Linked DNA regions of Homo sapiens: all the other regions are linked to region 1. A link is a contact called in ENCODE Hi-C or POLR2A ChIA-PET data. All regions are on one chromosome and are shown on one strand. Each heading gives the region's core, a stretch centred on a gene start or an enhancer-like site at or near the end of the contact. The rest is flanking DNA. Distances are from core to core; before and after follow the strand shown.

Region 1 (3,057 bases), core at 305-2,804:
AGTGTGGCTGAGTCGTAAACATATACGAAATAACCGCAGACTAAGCTAATATCAAAGAATGCTAAGAGATGCGACTCGGATTTTTAAATGTTTGGAAACATGTCAAGAAGCGGGTACACCTGAAACAGACACTGCATGCATCCTGGATAAACTGCCGCAGCACACTCCTCTATTCAGTCAAGTTTCCGTTTCACACCTCCAGTCAAATCAGGGCTCATATCGCCCTCCCTTAAAACAGACACAGGTTCGAAACCGAGACAGTGCTGGGCTCACATTTAACTTTCTTTCAGAGTTCACTTTCTTCATTTTTAACTACTTTCTCAAGTAGCAACAGCTTTCACCGCTGTTTGCCAGGGAGGGAAACTTTTTGGTAAATGTAAAAATATTCGAAAGTATTCAAATACTTCCGGGTCTAGCCTTATAACTTCAGTCTTAACGGGCTGCACCAAGACCTTACAATAACTTCAAAAGGCAAAAGATGTGTAATGAAAAGGACAAAATTAGAACATCCACTTAGCAACTTCAAAGGTGCACACACACAGGTAAAAAAAAAAATCAAATCCAAGACCTACAAACTTCCCGTCAAATGATGAAATGTTAACGAACGTTTAGAGCGGACGAGAAGTCGGCTGCACTCCAATACATCTCTACCACGCTAACAAATACTTTAAAAACCGGAATACACAAAGTCAATTCTACGCCATCGCTCAAAACAAAAGCAGATAAATTGTGCACACATTCTCGCTGAAAATCACTCCGACTTCACGCCTCTAAACACCAAAAGAGCAAGAAAACTGTTTCCTGGGTGAAAAATACAAAAAAACTTCGGTCTGAAAAATTCATCAGTTGGGATGCGACTCCCCCCACCTTTTTCCTCCTCCTCCTCCTCCTCGTCGTCCTCGTCCTCTTCCTCCTCGCTCTCCTCTCTGGGACCGGGCATTTCGGGTTCTTTCTCGGACGCGGGCTGGGTGGGGGTTCCCTCCCCCTCCGCAGCAGGGGCCGAGGCGGACATGCTGTGAACCTGCATGCGGGAAGAAAGCCGGACGTCTCGGTCCTCCTACTCCCGCAGGCAGGACCGGGCGGCCACCCTGAATGATGCTACCCTTCCCGCGGGACACCTGCCCTGAAAGTTGCCTCCTCCCATAGCCGGGACCGCAGCGCTCAGTCCCCAGGGGCGGCTTCCCTCCCGCTCCGCCGCCGCCGTCCAGGGATTCCCGAGGCGGGAAACCGCGCCCGCTGCCCCGCGTGCGCGCGCGCCCGCCCGGCCTGCGCTGTTCCCGGCCCGGCCCGAGCTGCCGGCCCTCCACGTCCCCTCCCCCGCCCCAGGCCGCCGTCCAAATGGCCGCGTCCCTCCCCCGTCGGCCGCGGCAGGGGCGACCGGGCCTCCGGCGTCCCGAAGCAGCCCTTACCGCGGATTTCGGCCGCCGCGGGCCTGGCACGCGAGGGCACGAGGAGGTTCTGGGAGGCGGCGGCGGCCGACGCCGAGGAGAAGGCGCGCGGGCCGCTGTCTGGCGTGACGCTCGCGCCGCGCGCTCGGCTCCCCAGAATCAACAAGATTTTCAAAATGGCGGTTCGGGAAGGAGAGCGGGAATGCGGCGACCAATCAGGGCCGCGAGCTGGGAGTTGGCGGGCGCGGGGCGGGGGAGGCGGGGCGGCCGGGTGCCTCCGCGGGAAGCTCGGGCGGGCGGGACCGCGAGGGGTCGCCTCGGCCGCGGGCGGAGGGATGCGCGCGCGGGGCTCTCCCCGGCTGCGCCTGGAGTGTGGTCGGCGCTCGGGCCCCGGAGTGCGGGCGGGCTGTGTCCCGCGGGGCGGGCGGGAGCGGGAGGCGAGGCGGCCTGGCAGCGCGGAACGGAAGGACGCTAGGGGGCCTGCGTGTTTATTGTTTCCACGGTCGCTTCCTGGAAAAGATGATGAGCAGTCCCGGGCCGCGGAGGGGCGCGGCGGGCGCGGTAAAGAAGTTTAGAGATCTCCGAAGTCGCTATCGACAGTGTTACTCTGAGGCGGAGGAGAATTAATCAGCGGTCTCATCAATGCTCCAGAAATCATGCTGGGTGATAGATAACTCCCAAATCTGTATTTCTGAGGACCGCATCGCTTGTAAGGTGCACCGAAAGGAAAAAGATCCTACCTGCCACGTTAAAGGTTCACATAGCCAGCCACATAGATTTACACCCCTGTAAATATAAGGGGAGAGGCTCCCTCCCACCCCATTCCTTCTCCTCTCCTCTCTCACACACACTCTCTGTTTTATAATAGAGGAAATATGTTATTTGGCCGGGTCCAGACCCTTCTCCCAGAGTTCTAGGTCATCTATGCAGATGCTTTTTACACATTCAACACTGCAGACACTCAAAGCAGTATCTTCCCTGCTCAATGCTGCCTTCTTTTGTATGTGATTTCCTTTATTTTCTCCCAACTCTTCAACCACTAGCTCACCTGAAGGATCCTTGTACTCAGTGGACTTAATAGAAATGTGATCAGTGAAATTTGCCTGGACTCTGGGTTGCAGGACAAAAATTAGACATTTCCTTTGAATCTTCCCTTTTCCTTTTGTTCCCCTTCCAAAACATACGCGAATAGTGTCATTTCTACCCTCAAACGGTATGCCATTTTCCACACTATTTATCCCACTCAAATCCTATCCACACTCCACAGCTCATCTCTCCTTCTTGCTGCCTGCAACGTGGTTGGGAGTGGGGGGTTGTGTTTCACCCCTATTTGTGTTACAGCTCTTTCAATCCTACCATTTGGCAGGTCCTGAGTTCTGGTCCTGTGTCCAGGAAGAGTGAGGCACGCAAACAACTGGAGGGTGAGCAAGGTGGACAGGAGCTTCACTGAGGGACAGAACAGCTCTCCTGAGACCTGAAGTGGGTTGCTCCTTTCTGCAGGGGGGTTGTCCCGACTAGCGTCCTGCCCTCAGTGGAGAGGAGACCCATAGTGGGCAGCTCCTTTCTGCAGGCAGGTGGTCCTGACGAGTTGAGGAGACCAAAGTGGGTAGCTCCTTCCTGCAGCTGGTAGGCCTGAGCGCTGGCTGAGTCTGGGGTTTTTATGGGCTCA
Region 2 (3,057 bases), core at 172-2,671, 2.3 Mb after region 1:
TCTTTTACTGAACTCAACTAGATCTTGGGGGAAAAGGGGTGGAGTCATTCATTCATTCATTCATTCATTCAACATATGTTTATTGAGAAGCTATAAACATAGGCACAAGGTTATGTGCTAGGTAGTGCGATTACAACCAAGAAGATAACCCAGGGCCTACTTTTGGTCTAGTGAAAGAGATGGAATTAGATGGGTATGGTGGTGTGCACCTGTAGTCCCAGCTACTTGGGAGGCTAAGGCATGAGAATCTCTTGAGGCTAGGAGGGAGAGGTTGCAGTGAGCTGTGATGGTAACACTGTACTCCAGCCTGGGTGACAGAAGAAGACCCTATCTAAAAAAAAAAAAAAAAAAAAAAAAAAAGTAGGGCAACATAAATACACAATTTTAATTTAGGTGGGTAAAGACAACAGTGGACCCCAGGGCACAGTTTAGATTATTTTATGGATATGGATAAACAGAGAAAAGGGTGGTTTTTTTTTTTTTTTTTAAATCTATTTTAGAGACTGGGTCTCACTGTGTTGCCCAGGCTGTTTTCAAACTTCTGAGCTCAAGTGATCCTCCCACATCAGCCTCTTGAGTAGATGGATGGCATTTTAATTAGATGAAATTGTACTAGGAAAGGCATTTGCAAAACAAAGTAATTGCCCCAAATCACTATGAAACCCTAAGTCAGGCATAAAACTCACGATTTCTGACCCTTCTTCATGGCCTATTGCCTCCTATTACCTTTACTTTTTCAAGTAAAGATATTCTTCTGGTAAACACATGGTCAAATACAGTGTCTTGGGTAACGAATAGTAAAGTGAGATAACATATGTAGAGAAAGCGGGTGAGAATCCGTACTCCATAAAAGTATTTTCTTTCCATAGGTGTCTGCTAAACTGCCATCTAAGTTTTCCAAAACAAAAAACAAAAACACTTGTGTGGTGCTCAATGATGTATATTAAGTGAAACCTACCAACTGACCTTTATCCTTTCCTTCCTGTTTTTTTAATATTAAAGAAGAGACCTCTTTTCACAAATGATTGAGGAGGCTAGTAAAATGCAGTGAAAAGAGCAAGTTCTTTGGGAGTCAGACAGCATCGGATCCAGCCCAGAGCGCAGCACGACTAGTAGAGTAACTTAGATTAAGTCCTTAAACTTCCAGTGTCCTCTTTTGTAAACTGGGAATAATAATAATAATAAATAAATAGTGAATAATATTTATGCAAAGTACTTAGCACAGTGTCTAACACATAAAAGCTTAGGAGAAGTTGGCTATTAAGCATTTCTAGGAACCCGAGGACTCAGGGTTGTTATTTTAGTTCTTGGAATCAAAGGAACTTGAAGCGTAGTCATTCCTAAACTAAGTTAAACCAGAACTAGCGCTTTCAGCAATGATGTAATTTGATCTCTTCGGGCCACCGTCGCTGAGCATGCGCAAATAAACGTGGCGGGACGTATGTGTCATGGCGCTCTCCATCTAAAGTCTGTGCAGCTTCCGGAGAGTGGCGGGTTGATTTTCTCACTTTGGACTGGTTTTTACTTCCCGACTTCTGGGTAAGGGTGGCCGATGGGTCCATGTGGGGCAGAGTGTGGCCACAGCTCCTTTTATGGCCAAGCCTTGTTTCTCCAGTTTCAGTTTTTCTTGGGCTGTTTGCAAATTTGTTTCGCAGTTAAAAGGGGATTTGCCAGCTGGGATGGGGGAATTGGGAGGCAGATGGGGCTTCCAGGAGCGAGGATAGGGTCGTTGGCCTCAGGTGCCGCTCTCCAGTTAGGAGTATTTTAGGCACCTCGTTCCTTATTGTCAGGTTTAACTTCATTTGTTCTCCCACTTTATACCTTAGTGAATTTGTAGATGTGACAAGGCTTTCGCAGTTATATAGCTTTCCCAGATCAGTATGTTAAGAATTTAAGCAGAAGTTATTGAGAAAAGCAGGTGTCTTGCTTTTTCACTTTTCGTTCTTCTTTGCTCATAAAACCTTTTTCTGAATCTCGGGACGACAGTTATCTTTCGGATGGAACGTGATCTGGATGTCTATCTACCTTATTGACTTAATCCTGTTTTGTAGTGGTTGGTTACTCGCACTATGCAGACGTGTTGCGGTGCTGAATACAACATTTATTACTAAAGCCAGACACTGGATCACCGTCACGGCAGATGTCAGCACACCTGTTGTAATCAGTAAGAAGTTACAAGTAGTATGGAGCATCATTAATCCTGCTGTATAAAGCAGTCTTTTATGGAGTCTGATTCCTTTTAAGTAAAGAATCCTTACAGTGGTTTTGTGAACTTTTTGGGTGCTTACTTTTCCTAATCAATTTTTATTTTCCAGACTCATCTTTCAAGAGGACTTTAGACTAATTGCAGATAATTAAGGTACTGATTTATTTTAAACCTTTTATGTTTGAGTGCTGTGCGTATTTCTGCATGTTAGAAAATGCAGAGAGGTAGCCTAATGTTTTAGCTATTTGCCACTATCATGTTATGGAAACATTGTGCTTTACATAGCATTAAATCGAAGAGATATTTTCATTTATTTTACTTAACCTTTCATTTTCATTCACCAGCATTGACCATGTCCACTTTTTTGAGATGCCCTTTTCATTTGCCTTCCATGGCCCATGGATTTTTTTCCTTGTCTGGTGGCTGCTTCTTGGAATCCATTATAAGCTGATTTTCCTTTATCTGGCAGTTAAATTTGGAGTCTCTCAAGTCGTGGTCTTGTACCTTCTCCTACCTCTGTTCTCTTTTTCTTCCCCTCTGGGTGATGTAATCCACATGCCTGTCAACAGTTATTTGTCTTTTTGATTCTACCCATCCTAATGGGTATGAAGTGGTGTATTATTGTGGTTTGGATTTCCATTTCCCTGATGGCTCATGATGTTGACATCTTTTCATGTGCTTATCAGCCATTTGTATGTGTGTGTTTTTGAGACACGGCTTCCCTATGCCACCCAGGCCAGAGTGCAGTGGCTCGATTACGGCTCACTGCAGCCTTGACCACCTGGTCTCAAGTGATCCCACTTCAGCCTCCCAAGTAGCTGGGACTACAGGTGCATGCCACCATGCCCGGC
Region 3 (3,057 bases), core at 197-2,696, 2.0 Mb before region 1:
ACACACACACTTTAATTCTCACAAAAACCAGGGAGGAGATAGGGTTAACCCCCCCTCCTGCCCCCACCCCTTTTATGAGAAAACTGAGACTTAGAGAAATTGACTCCCCTAAGGTCACCTAGCTAGACAGTGGTGGAACCAGGTTTCAAACTCAGGCAGAGATGTTCCAGGACAAAAGCAGCTTCAGTGAATAGTTGTAGCAAGTTTTAAGGACTGAGAAATTTATATTGAATTTTTCTGCGGCCTTAGGCAAGTTATTTCATTTATAGAAGCCTCGTTTTTCCTTATCTGTGAAATGGCTCTTTCTTCATTGGGTTGTTCTGAGAGTGAATGAGATGATGCATGAAGCCCGGCAGCACATTTCAAATGTATAATAAAAGGTCGGTAAGGTCAATAAGTGAATCAATGAACTCACATCACTGGTAACCCCTCGAACTCACATCACTGGTAACCCTCAGAGGGGACTCAGGCTCCTCAAATCTCAGGATCTGCGTCGACTACAGACCTCACTGTTTTTCTTAAACAAAAATCCTGAAATCCAGGCTGGGCGCAGTGGCTCACGCCAGTAGTCCCAACACTGGGAAGCTGAGGCGGGAGGATTGCTTGAACCCAGTAGTTCAAGACCAGCCTGGGCAACACAGTGAGACCTTGTCTCTTAACAACAAGTCCAAAGGGAATCATGGCCTCCACAATCCCAGTACAGCTAAACAGTTAACTGCCCACGTTCTTTTCCTTAATTCTATACAACCTCCCTGGGGTTTCTGGTTCTTTGGCAAGTGAGAGACGTGCTCCTCAACACTGGGTGAGCACACCGGGCTTGAATTTTAAAAAAGGAGAATCCGCCGGGCACGGTGGCTCACGCCTGTAATCCCAGCACTTTGGGAGGCCGAGGCAGGCGGATCACTTGAGGTCAGGGGCTCGAGACCAGCTTGGGCAATATGGTGAAACCCCGCCTCTAGGAAATAATTTTTAAAATAAGCTGGGTGTGGCGGCGTGCGCCTGTACTCGAGGAGGCTGAGGCATGAGAATCGTTTGAGCCCAGGAAGTCGAGGCTGCGATGAGCGGCGATAGCGCCACTCACTCCAGCCTGAGCGACAGTGAGACTGTCTCAAAAAAAAAAAAAAAAAAGTAAAAGCTCTCAGGGAGCGACTTTTCCCTTGGATAAGGCAGCCACACGCTAAGTCCCCTCTCCATCGGGGACCCTGGGGACAAACAGAACGGTGCGCATTTCCCTCCCCCGTCCCCATTCGGTCACTGCCACGGGCTGTACACCTGAGGGGGAAGGACGGGGGCGGCGGCGCGAGGAGGAAGGGCTTCGCCGCCAATCTGTCCCTAACCAGTCTGCCTCTCAACCCCTGCCTGAGGCGGAGGCGGTGCCCGGGGCGGGCCAAGCGTGACCGCGGGTCGGCGGGGCGTGTTTAAGACCGCGGCGTGCGCACCCGGCCCACGCCAGCTCCCGGCCGCGGCACAGCAGCCCCGGCGCTCCCCGCGCCGCCCCGCGCAGGCGCCCCCGCCCCGCCGTCGCCGCCGCCGCAGCCAGGAGCCGCTGCACCATGCCCCGCATAGATGCGGACCTCAAGCTCGACTTCAAGGATGTCCTGCTCCGACCTAAGCGGAGCAGCCTCAAGAGCCGAGCCGAGGTGGGGGACGTTCGGAAGTCGCAGTGGGGTGGGATTTTTTTTTCCGGGTGGCGCGGGGCAAGTGGGTGGAAGGGGGTGGCACCGGGTTACCCTGCCTGCTTTGGTGTTTGAGACTGGGGCGCTGCGCCCCCGTTCCCGCGCCCCAGCACCTGCCAGGACGTGAGGTGTCTTTAAGGGCGGTGATACGGGGGCCCATGAAATTCTCTACACGTCGGTCCCGTTGGGTGGCCTAGGGGAAGTTCACAGTGAAACTCGACCACAGATGAGCGAGATCCAGTGGCCAGTTGGTTTAGAAGGAATAGGGGTACGAGGGCGCTTATAGCAAGAAAAGGAAACTGGAGCTAGGGGAGAGAGGACGAGAAAAACAACTGCAGATCCCGGTGATTTTTGGCTGCGTCTCCTAGTGCTGATAATTGCTGCTGCTTTCGCTTCGGGTCCAGCGGTGGAACTTCGTGAACGCGTCTGAAAAACCAGAACCCAGGGCACAAGTTCAGGGTTTCCTTTCTGAGTTTGGCGGCCTTGCTGGCAGTGGGGCTTGGGGACTCAGCGGTACTGGACAGCCCGCGGTCCCAGCCTAGCCCTGGAGAAGAGTTTCGAAAGCTTTGGGGTGAGAGAGGTGGGGGCGAATTGGAAGCCTCGGGCATTTCCCTGGTTCTGCCTGGATGTCCTCAAATCCTAAGGAACAGGTGGAGACCGGACTGGAAATAGCCTGAGGCTGGGGGAAGGGAGGCCAGTCCCTGAAGGATAAACTAGTTGCCTGAAAGGCAGAGTGCCCCGGGGTGGTGTGCGCTGGTGACTGGCTTTGCTGAGAGCTGGAGAGGAAGGTGAGGAAACCGGACACGGTTGAAGGCTGGGGCTGAAGGAGTAAACACGAGGAGGCTGGGCCAACCTGCACAGCTCCGTCCACTCAGCTCCACAAACAAGACCATAAATAAATCCCCTCAGCAAAGAAGTCCGCTGCCCACTCCGGTGCCAGGCCTAACTGCAGTGCCTGGGGCTGCCAGCCGAGGGCTTGCTTGGATTGGGGAAGCCTCCGCGTTAGCCAATGACTAAACCAAGTGGCCTTCTGTAAGCAGCAGCATTGGCTGGTTTGGAGCCCGGCAGGACTGGAGGACGTAGGGGAGGAATGATTAAAACTTATCGCCCCAGATTGGGTGACCCTGTGCCTGTCCCTCATGACCTTTCAGGTGCTAAAGAGGGGGCCTCTCTTGGAACAAAAACAGTTTGGAGGGCAGGCCTGGGCCTCTGGAAGCATGAGCTGTAGCCAATTCCTAAGGCAAGACCAAGATGAAATAGGGGGATTCTGGATGTGCTAATAATTTGGTGGCCTCAATATTCTTTAAATATTCAAAATGTATTTAGAAGAGAGAAACTCATTTTTCAGAAAATTGGATGTTCAAAACAAAGATATACCTAT

What was found. A loop is a pair of places that touch in the nucleus more often than their neighbours do. ChIA-PET counts read pairs that join two places held with the same protein, here RNA polymerase II (POLR2A). Pooled maps may share reads with other maps.
Region 2: a loop to region 1 is called in a map of breast epithelium, with 31 times the contacts of the local background. The contact joins the promoter of CDKAL1 here to the promoter of DEK in region 1. A Hi-C loop is called at or near these places in 1 of 168 maps with a recorded cell type or tissue (breast epithelium), 1 of 37 single-sample maps with no recorded cell type and 10 of 50 pooled maps.
Region 3: a map of HepG2 shows a loop between it and region 1 (9-fold over the local background). The contact joins the promoter of GMPR here to the promoter of DEK in region 1. A Hi-C loop is called at or near these places in 1 of 168 maps with a recorded cell type or tissue (HepG2), 2 of 37 single-sample maps with no recorded cell type and 4 of 50 pooled maps. POLR2A ChIA-PET finds 5 or more read pairs at or near these places in 1 of 52 experiments (AG04449).

Annotation. Positions count from the first base shown.
Region 1 is chr6:18,262,976-18,266,032 of GRCh38, forward strand. DEK (DEK proto-oncogene) reads right to left here and starts at 1,555. Exons shown (of 11, transcript NM_003472.4): 1 at 1,410-1,555; 2 at 868-1,021. The coding sequence starts at 1,012. It overlaps LOC124901270 (a long non-coding RNA gene), which reads left to right and starts at 1,557. Exons shown (of 2, transcript XR_007059486.1): 1 at 1,557-2,102; 2 at 2,755-3,057. RefSeq lists an enhancer at 679-1,230 and silencers at 1,116-1,175, 1,236-1,595, 1,636-1,915.
Region 2 is chr6:20,533,036-20,536,092 of GRCh38, forward strand. CDKAL1 (CDKAL1 threonylcarbamoyladenosine tRNA methylthiotransferase) reads left to right here and starts at 1,422. Exons shown (of 16, transcript NM_017774.3): 1 at 1,422-1,539; 2 at 2,316-2,359. RefSeq lists enhancers at 1,351-1,510, 1,541-1,620.
Region 3 is chr6:16,237,141-16,240,197 of GRCh38, forward strand. It overlaps GMPR (guanosine monophosphate reductase), which reads left to right and starts at 1,447. Exons shown (of 9, transcript NM_006877.4): 1 at 1,447-1,640. The coding sequence starts at 1,554. RefSeq lists silencers at 1,230-1,329, 1,450-1,549.